2 separate regions of the Homo sapiens genome follow, and region 1 is linked to region 2. A link is a loop called in an ENCODE intact Hi-C map of the cell type or tissue named here. Cell type or tissue: PC-3. All regions are shown on one strand. Links, peaks and the distances in the headings refer to the core of each region. The heading gives the core; the rest is flanking DNA. Region 1 overlaps PTPRM (protein tyrosine phosphatase receptor type M). Region 2 overlaps PTPRM (protein tyrosine phosphatase receptor type M).

The links. Hi-C counts contacts between places; a loop is a spot of excess contacts. Peaks named below come from ENCODE experiments on the same cell type or tissue, not always from the same donor. Only the 100,000 strongest peaks of a DNase experiment are listed, where the experiment ranks them.
Region 1: a loop joins it to region 2, with 6 times the contacts of the local background. A loop is called at or near these places in 5 of 110 quality-filtered maps.

Annotation. Positions count from the first base shown.
Region 1 is chr18:7,786,868-7,792,255 of GRCh38, forward strand. All of the region lies in intron 2 of PTPRM (protein tyrosine phosphatase receptor type M), which reads left to right. Among named protein-coding and RNA genes, the nearest start is that of PTPRM, 220 kb to the left of the region's middle. In PC-3, for the core only: a CTCF peak has its summit at 3,177 (motif pointing right); a DNase peak (open chromatin) is centred at 3,184.
Region 2 is chr18:7,956,125-7,961,512 of GRCh38, forward strand. The region is part of intron 7 of PTPRM (protein tyrosine phosphatase receptor type M); the gene reads left to right. Among named protein-coding and RNA genes, the nearest start is that of PTPRM, 390 kb to the left of the region's middle. RefSeq lists an enhancer at 1,588-2,089. In PC-3, for the core only: no CTCF peak of the experiment used is centred there; a DNase peak (open chromatin) is centred at 2,557; H3K4me3 peaks cover 1,242 bases; H3K27ac peaks cover 2,097 bases.

The sequences.
Region 1 (5,388 bases), core at 108-5,107, 170 kb before region 2:
TACAGTTTGTATTTTTTAGCAGATGGGTCATTGGGTCAACCCACCACTGACATGTGAATTTGTTACTTGGGCTGGATGAGTCAGTTCAGACAGAAATGTTAATTTATTTGAATTGATCTGAGTCTTGCTCTTATAAAAAGGTGTTGGACATTTGTTGATGGCACAAATTATTACAAATAATTGGTTTTATACATCAGTCAAACAAAGACTTTTAGAGGGCCCACTTGATACAATAGCATTATATACTAGCTTTGGGAAGCATTCACCATAATGTATTTTCTCCACACTTGATATTTCTCAATGGTTTTGAGAAAACCCAATTTACATAAGTGATCTTGCATGTGTCATATTTAAATAGTATCTCTCCCCATGTTGCCTGAAATGTGTTTGGTGTTAGACCCCATGAAGAGTCAGGAGGATGATTAAGTTCTGGAAAAAATGCTGGGAAGAGATGAACTGTCATAAGAGATAGCCCCTGTGGTTGTCAGCGTTGTTGAATGACTGCTTCCAGCTTTCACCTGCTAGAAACATGGGAACATTGGGCATCTCTGTTGCATTTGACTTAGATGTTACTGCACATGCTTTGGCTGGTGAGTGTGAGTGAAAGTGACATGTGCTATTTTCAGGCAGAAGCTGCTAGAACCAGGATGAGAGTCAAGGTGTTCTCTCCCCTTCTTCCTGTCATGGTGACTGTGGCAGCATTGAGACGCTTTTAGCCCAGATGCCTGAGTGAGGAAGATGTAGAAATGCCTTCCCTTGCCCCTCACACATTCACACACACTCAGATGACTGCAGTGGGTGTGTGCCTGAATGAGAAATAAGCTGTGTTGTATATGCCACTGAGATTTTGGAGTTGTTGAATGGTTCTCTAACTCTTTGGTCTTAGGACTCCTTTATACTCTGTAAATGTTTTGAAAAATCCGCAGAGCTTTTGTTCAAGTGGGTAATATCTACTTCTATTTTCTGAATTAGAAATTAAAACTGAGAAAGTTTGAAAACACAAGAGTCCATAAACATCTCTTCCATTGGGCATGAGAGCAGTGGTGTAGACCTGTGAGAGTTGAGCGTGAACTGAGAATAATAAAGTCAAATAATGTCTTCTTATGATCATGAAAATAGTTTTGACCTTGTGGCCTCCCTGAAAGGGTCTCAGGGATTTCAGGGGTCTCTGGCAGATACTTTGAAAACGACTGACCTAGGCCATGCTAAGTGATGAGCATACCTCGATAAGTTACAGTTACAGGCTCAGAGAAGTTGAGAAGGAAAAGAAAGAAGGGAAAAAGATTTTGGAAGCATTGCAAAAGACTATCCCTGAGTGTTAGGGTTTTCTTTTTCTTTTTGAATAAAGTCAATATAAATAATTCATTCCTGTTTTTGAGAAGTAGTCCCTCTTTATACTAATAAATGCCTATTTTACTAGGCTATCAAATGAAATAATGCACATAAAATTATATTGTATGAAGCCACATAACTGTAAATATTAATTCTATGAAGGTTGAGATTATGAAATATTTTGCTTTGGAAAAATATGAAAGTATGAGTAGTATTCATATACTTAGAATTAGGTGTAGGCTTTCTGGATGGTAGAGGGTTGGAGAAAGTGAAATATTAAAACATATATGAGTGAGCTTATCTAAGTTCCATCAGTAGTGCTGCTTCTGGGAGTTTTAACGGTGAAATTGTCATATATATTGTAATGATGAAATAATTCCAACCCCTTTTATGAAGTGTGTAGTGACAAAATGATACAAAGGTGGCTAAACATGTTTTGAAAGACTTGAAAATTGTGCTTAATGGAAATTTCATGTGCATGGATAGCAAATCCCATAGGTGAATAGTCACATGCCTATCAATAGCCCAATTCTGTAAGGCAACATATTTATTTCCTAAGAAATGAGTCCTAACAGAATTTGCTAATATTTGAAAGGCATCATAGACAAACATTTTCTGAGCTTTTTGTTAATATAGCCATGGGAAAGGTTACCAAGGGAATCTGATGATCTTTATAGATTTGTCCAGCTGTTATAGATAGTTAATATTTAAGCTTCAGGAAGGAGACCTAAGTGGGTGACCTCCCTAGCTTTTTGGTTCTCCTTTTTTTTCAGTAAATACTTATGAAGTATGTACTGTGGAATAGCTGTTATTGTATCCTACCAGATAAAGAATATCTTGGGCTGGGCACAGTGGCTCACACCTGTAATCCCAGCATTTTGGAAAGCCAAGGCAGGAGGATTGCTTGAGCCCAGAAGTTCAGTACCTGTCTGGGCAACATAGCAAGACCTGTCTCTACAAAAATAAAAATACAAAATTAGTCAGGCATGTTGGCACATGTCTGTAGTTCCAGCTGCTTGGGAGGCTGAGGCAGGAGGATTGCTTGAGCCAAGGAGGTTGAGGCTGCAGCAAGCCGTGATTGTGCCACTGCACTCCAGCCTGGGTGATGGAGTGAGACCCTGTCTTTAAATGATGATGATGATGATTATTATTAATATTGTCTTGGAGGATCTATGTACAAGGTTTCTGAGGTCACAGATTTCTGAGGTTAGCAAAGTTGATCAATGCTTTACTTGACAGAAAAATCAAGCATTAGAATAATGCACTGAATGGAAGAAAAGAAAATTAAATTCATGAAGTGGCATAGACTTGCTGAAGATTAATTTCCTCTACTAATTGGCTACCCATTATGGTGGTTTTTGAAGCCTGGGACTCACTTAAGAAAGGGCTTGTTATCTGGAGTCCCTAGCAGGCTGAAAACGCTAAGATTTGATAGATGTAATCAAGACAGCCAGAAGTCGCTATCTGCCCATTTGCTCTGGCTGGCATCTTTAGGAAGCTGAATACATATCATTCTCCTTTCTCAAGTATAGTTGTGCTTGTGCAGGGAAGGGTTGCCTTCGCTGAGAGACCGCTTATCTTCATAAAATGCCTATATTTTGTTCATATACGGTTACCCTGGCACTGAAAAGAGAAATGGTTGTGTGTTGTTTCATTGCAACCTTTAAGTAATAAAAGTCTGTAGTTGTGATTAGTATGAGCATTCACATTTTCTTACCCCTGAAATGAGGCAGTAGCTTCTTTTCTCATTTAATTTATCTTTAATAAGATTGTTGATAAGCTTTAAGCCATGCCACACTTTAAAATTTCAGTAATTCCTTAAATCCCCCAGCAGATGGAGACGTGGAATTCTTTGCTCCTTCACTGGGGCCTCTGCTGTTGCCCCAGGTGACTTTGCTTGACTTCTAGTTAAGATGCAGTGTCAGGTTTTGCAAATGAGCTAATGAATATGCTCTTTTGCATTTCTTTTCCTCCTCTTGTTGGCCTGCTTAAGAGTTCTTACTTACTTTTGCATCTCATAAGGTCATTATCATTACTGACCTTCCCCAGTAGATACGAACAATATTTTCTTTAGAGACATATTCTCAGCAAAGCACAGAAGAGAGAATCCTCTGAGCTCCAGGGGAGCACGTTTAAATCCCATGTGAGCCTTTCACAGGCAGCATCCTGCCCATGTTTTGATTCAGAGTAAATCCCAGAGGTCAGATGCTTTTTCAGCCAGCAGGGTAAAGTTTGGTCACGGTTTTCTGGGATCAGCATAGCGGCTAGAGAGCCTCTCCTCTGTGGCTTGTGGCTCTGCATACCCACTGACACAAAGAGGAAGGGATTATTAACAGTCTTATTTTGAAAGGGTCTTCTGATTCAAGTGATTATTTTTCTTTCCTCCCTGATTCACTTATATCTATTTTACGAGTATTAAAGAGGAGATCTCTCTAAGACTTATCTTTGACAAATGCAATAAAACCTTTCAAAAGTATTAATTGGTGTGAAGCCCTTTAGAAAGTCATGCCATTTGTTGCATTTCCTGCCTTTATTGCTATTTCTACTAATCACCTGGGAAAAATTACTGGTTTTTAAATTCTTAAGTCCAGTTCTTTCTAAGCTGATAAACTTTCTCCCAGTAAATTAAAAAGAAAAGGAAGGTAACCTTCCGAGGTAGCTCATGGGAGTGGTTGCTAACTCTTAATAATTGAAAATGAAAGTTGGTTTTAAAAAAAAAAACACATATGCAAAATAACTCACCAAACATGAATCAATAAAAAACAAATTGTGATAAAAGGCATGCTCTTTAAAGGAGCTGGTAGTTTGTCATGTTTATTTATTTTTTATTATAAGGCTTTCTTCATTATTTGAAGACTCATCTTACAAATGTGTTCTTTTCCAAGCTAAATAATGAATTACATTCATGTAAGACATTTTTACTTACCTTTTATGCCATTATAAGAGCAAATGACATGGTTATTTCATATATGTCTATCGACTTACTGAGATCTGAGAATAGGACACATCTGAATTCAGTAGGCCCTGTGGTCTAGATCCCTTTTTTTTTCAGATTAAAGAACTTTCCAAAGAAAAGGAAACTCTTTGTTTTTTGCTAAGAATTTACATAATAGAAAAAACGTATGTCTTGGTGTAACACTAGATGCTGTGACAAATAAATCTCACAATGTCAGTAACACTGTGGACCTTTATTTCCCATTCACATTATAGTCTATTGTGGTCCCAGCTTGGAGGTGGTTGGGTTGGGAGCTTGTTACACATAGACATCCTGGTTGAAAAGGACTCTGCATCTTCAACATGTATTTTCCAAGATTCTAGATGTCAAGTGGACATCCAGATGGCACAGGAAAAGTCCCTGGAGGATCTGTGTGGAGGTTTCTGTGGGCTAAGTCTGGAAGTGGAGAGAAAGGCAGCTGGGAGTATGGTTTAGTTGGATGCACAGAAGAAGAAGAAAAGGACATTTGATGAGTAGCTGGCAACTTCTGCCCCACTTGGCCTTAGAGGTTATTACTTAATAAAATGGTCCTGGTAAATTATTACAGGAGAACATTATTTAAATTGAATATAATGATTACTTTTTTGTTCTATAAAGGAGTGCTATCTTTAAAAATCCAATTAATTGACTAAAATAATGTTTTGAGAATTAACTTTATGATGTTTTGATATAAAAGTCAAGAATTAATCCATAACAACTAGATCTTACACAAGTAGATTTTTTCCTAAGCTTTATATTATTAAACCATACCCTAATATTTTCATAAAATATTCTCTTCCCTTAACTCTGATAATTTCCCAGATAGAGCAAAGATATATGAGCATATATTGCTACTTAATTCAGTAAAGCAAATATCATTGAATAAATGTCAGCTTTTCCAGGGAAACCACTGCATATAACCTCTCTGGATAATATATTTATCAAAAAATCAATACTAAAAGTAAACGGATTTTTAATACATCTGAAGGAGCTTCTTAATAAACCAAAATGCTAACCCATAATTTAAAGCTGTTGGTACCAGTAGGTACTTAGAGATGACATCATAATTTTTGTAGATTATT
Region 2 (5,388 bases), core at 141-5,140:
AAACAGTATATTGGGATATTTAAGTGCTCTTTTGTCTTGTAAATGAGGAATTTCTGTGTTGAATTGTGTGCTGAGATGAGGAGATTCCATAAATTGTTATGGTGTTAGTTAATTATTCAGATAGCATTAGATAAGAATACATTTATCAATGTTTCATTTCTTTCTTAAGTTTTAAAAATGCTTAGCATAGTCAGATTCTATCTGGTAGGAGTAAGAGAAATTATTAAACCTTAACCATTGTAGCTGGTTTTTAAATTTTTTCTTCATAATTTGTATTATACTGTTTCCACAAGTTCAATACTCATGGAAAATTCTGTATTTTAAAAAAGACTTTTGTTAGAAAAGGGAACAGGTACTTTTTTCTTCTGGGGATACATGCTATTGAGTACAGGGACTGGCCTGGGTTAGTAGACTGTGTACTTTGCTGTTTTGTACATCTTTCATCTGTTTCTCAGACCCCACATCTGTATCCTCGTGGCACCTTTGTGCAGGCAGTCTGGTCCCTGGAATAAGACCTGCTGTTTTGATTTGGTGATTCCCACAGCCCTGAGTGGTGGCTCTAAGGAGAAAGGAGAATTTCCCAATCCTTTCTCTTCCTGTCTTCTTTAAACCTCGTCATCTCCTCTATTTAGTTGAATAAATTCCATCATTGTTGTAAAAGTTTTATCTTACCATTTGTTGCAATGCAAACAATAGCTATGGATAATACTGCCTATATCATTTGACAAGATAGGCATTGCTTTCAAATCTGTTATTTTACCACTGCCTTATGAATTCTCCAGGGCAGGTTCTTTGATCCCCATAATACAGATGGTGAAAGTGAAGCCCGTGTGAGCTCCTTTCTACTTCTAAGCTCACTCTGTAAGAAGTAAGTTTAGTGTTATTTCACTTTAGTGTTAAGAATTCCTGTTTTGGGCATGGCAATATATGGTTTCTCTCTCTCTCCAAAAGCAGGTTAGAATTTCATTGTTTAGACTGGAGAGAGACTGTGATCTGTTTCAATTCTAGTCACTAGCAGCCCCACCTACATAATGTTTCCAGTCCTGTTCTTTTTTTTTTTTTTACACATTTTTGCCTTTTCTTTTGGTTTTGTGTCTGTACATCTCAGCTATTGACACATTGCTGTATATATATCCACTGATTATAATGCATGTGTCTGTGTTTTCAGGAAGCCTTTTGATGCTGCTGCATAATGTGTAAATGGATAATGCTCAAAGAGACAAATTACCTTTTAATAATAGATTGACAGTTATTTTTAAGAAATGAAAACCAATTTTGAATTGATATTTGTAGGCCCACACTGTGCCTCAATGTATGAAACCTCACCTAAACCAGGAAGCCTAATGACGATGCGCCCTTTCCTCTTAACTGTTTGCAGCCTGCAGTTGGCACTGTTCGTGATGCATGGTCTGGTTGTGCCCTGTGCTGGCATGGAGTCACCCTTAGAAAATGGAGAGAGATATGTTAGGTGAAAGGGTCAAAGTTAGAAAGAAGAGGGGAAGGCATGTTAGGTGGGTGAGGAAAGTGAAAGGTGAGGAAAGTGAAGTCAAATGAGACTTTTTGCTATAGGAAGAAATATGGTTCACCCTTTCTTGACCTGGGGTTTTGAGAAAATCTGCAGGTAATATCAGTAATCACTGATTATGATCAGTGTGGAATTTTGGGAAGCAGGAGCAAGTTAAAGGGAAACGTGTGCTGTAAATTATAGACTGAAAGTTTGGTATCAGTCCCAAAGTATTATTCAGATGGTTTGTGAGCATTTAGAGTACCTAAAGAGCAAATCATGGATTTCATAAACATGGGAGAGACTAGAAGCATTCTGCAGCAATAAGTGGAAAACATCCTTGGCCAGGGGCAAATGGTTGATGAATCTAACAGGGTGATAAGTAATAGGAATAAATCTAAATCCTTCCTGTATGGTTCAAAAAAGCCAAGAGTACTGGCTTGGAATTAGAGTAATACAATTTAGCAGCAATATGTATGAAGAAGAGATTGAGGATTTGGCTTCAATGCAAATGAATCTACAATATCATCCATCTTGTATAAATTATCCCTGTGATGTTAGTGCCTCACCATCCCCTGCAAAAAAAAAAAAAAAAAAATCCTAAAATAATCTTAGGTTGCATCAGGAAAGCAAAATGCCCATATTGAAGGAGGTGATAGCCTTACTCTACCAGTGCTGTTTAGGCTTCTCATAATTCTCACATTTATTTCTAGTTCCTGCTTTTTAAGAGAGACAGCACAAAATAGATTTTGCCCATGGGGAGAGCAATCAGGATAGGAAAGGATGTGGAACCTTTCTTAACTAATGAGGAATGGTGGAAAGAACTGAGAAGGGGATGGGGAGGAAAGGGCACCTGTGTAAACTCGACAAGATCTGAGTGAGTTTCTTGTGGCTGATTTGTTCAAGCATAACCTGACATGGTAGAAATTGATTTCTATATTCAGAAGAGGATTGAGCTGGTTGACCTTGAAGATCTCTTCAGTATGAAATTCTATGATTCATTTCTTGTTTGCTTTCTGATGAGATGATCCACCGGATATTTCTACCCTGAAAGCCTTTCAGTTTCATTTTTATTTCATCCTTGTCTAAATACTCCATAATCATGCTTATCAAGTACTATTCTTTGGGCAGTGAAGGTCTGCTATTACATTTCCAAAAATCCGAGCAAAGGGGGAGAACGTATAAGTTTTTATTACAGTGAAGTAAAATAAATTTGAAGGACTGACTCACTCTGAGATTTCCTGCCTGGGTTTTGTGCTAAAACATCACTTCAGTTCTTGAAATAATAGTGCTTTTGGGTGCTAGAGCCAGAGTCAGCGGTTGAGAACACAGGCTCTGGGAGCAGCTACCTGAGTTTTAGTGTTGGCTCTGCCTGGCACTAGACATAGGACTAGAGAAAAACTGCTAACCCTCTCTGGGCCTGAGTTGCCTTATCTATAAAACAGAGGTGATGATAATAATAATATGTGTTTCATTGTTTTGTTGTGAGCCTTAATGAGCTACTGAATATCAGTTGCCTAGAACAAACTCTTACATATAGCATGTGGTCAATCAGAGTTAACTACCATTTAATAAATTTTTGTCTTTTAATATTTTCATTCAGAAGAATTAGACACTGGCTACCTCATTACCCAATGTTTTAGAAATATTGCTTATCTGGGAAATCTAAAATCTGAGAACCATGATTTCTATTGTGGGCTCATAGAATTCTTTGCAGTTGTGCATTATGTTCTCATCTGTTAAATCTGTTTATTTTGGCCAAGCTCTGTGTTTTCGTTTCTGTGCTGCATCAGTGACACCTGTCCTATCATTTTTTGGTGACACCCATGAAACTGTATTTAGCTTCTTGTATTAAAATGGCAAGATCACTATTTATTACCCATCATTCCTGTGTGGCTTGTAGACACAGTCTCATTACCTGGTTGGATTTCTGCAAGGATTGTATTGTAACACACTTCCAAAACTCTTGCTTCTTATGCTTCTGAAAATTATTTCCAAATATATGCACAAGCTCTCCATGCAAGACCTTGATCCAATCACATAGCTTCCCTGATTCCACATCTTCATCTCTAATTTGGGGCAGCAACACCTGCCCTGACTGTATCAGTGGTGTTTTTGAAGATCAGGGTAGATTTTATCTGTAAAGACATTTTTCAAAGTGATAAAATGCCCTGTCAATATGGGTTATTGTAAAAAGTGATTATAGTCAAGCTACCTTCAAGCTTTATATACATATCCAGTTGTTTTCCAACTTTGCAGTTCAGCTATAGTTGGGTAACTTCAGAGAGTTAAAATTACTTCAGCATCCAGTTAAACAAAATGCAATTTAGTTTGTGATTTCTAATGTATCCTATATTCTCAAATTATGTGCAGCCTGTATATCATAAGCCATTGAATAGTAGCTACTTGAAACAGAGAAATGGGTGATGTTGTTAGATTAATTTTCACAGTGGGCTTTTTTATGTGTTTTATTTGGAGATACTTCTTTTTATGTATTCTGGTTATTGGTTATTAACTGTGGTTAAGTGACTTGCCAATAACTGGCCCCAGGAGCTAACGAAGGATTATTATAAACTAATGACTAAACAATTAAGATTGGTGAGAGTGAAGCAAAGCTTAATTAAAATGTGTCCTTTAGCATTAATATACCTAAAAATATTTGAAACAATAATGATTGCACCTTAAAAAATTATCCATAAGATGCATATTGAGCATCCGTATTTGCCGGGCACTATTCCAAGCCCTGCCAGTAGAGTGACAAGATTTCTGTCTTCAGAACTTATATATTTTGGGGTACTGGAGGAAGGGAGTATATAGGCAACATATATATATATATATATATATATATATATACACACACACACACACACACACACACACGTGTGGCCAAGGCAGGAGGACTGCTTGATACTAGGAGTTTGAGGACAGCCAGGGAAACATAGCAAGACTCCATTGCTACAAAAAATTAAATGAAGAATAATTAGCTGGGCACCGTGGCATACATCTGTAGTCCCAGCTACTTGGAAGGCTGAGATAGGAGGATAACTTGAGCCCAGGAGTTGGAGATTGCAGTGAGCTGTAATCACACCACTGCACTCCATCATCGACAGAGTAAAACCCTGTCTCTAATATATATATATTACTCACATACCTACACACAACACATGTGTATACAATACAGTGTCAGATAAATGATAAATGTTATGAAGAAAAATAGAAGAAGGGATAGAGAATAGAGAGGTAGGAGATGATATTTTTTATTATTTTACTATGTTTAAATACACATAACAAAACTTACCATCTTAACGAGTTTTAAGTGTACAGTTAAATCATGTTAAGTATATTCAGCCAATCTCCAGAACCTGTTTCTCGTGTGTGGGTACATAGTAGGTGTATATATTTATGAGGTACACGAAATATTTTGATACAGGCATGCAATATGTAATAATCACATCGGGGTAAATGGGGTATCCATCACCTGAAGCATTTATCCTTTGTGTTACAAACAATCCAGTTACACTCTTTGTTATTTTTAAATGTACAATTATTATTGACTCTTGTCACCCTATTGTGCTATCAAATACTAGTTTCATTGAGAATCTTTACATCTTCCCAAACTGAAACACTGCATCCACTAAACACTAACTCTCCACTCCCCTTCCCCATAACCCTGGCAACCACCAGTCTCCTTTTTGTCTCTATGGATTTAACTATTTAGGTGTCTCCTATAAGTGGAATCATGCAGTATTTGTCTTTCTGTGACTGGCTTATTCCACGTAGCATAATGTTCTCCAGGTTTATCCATGTCATCACGTGTGCGATTGCACCTTTTTAATTATGCTGATAATTGAATTGTATATATTTGTTTCATATAATTCTTTGTG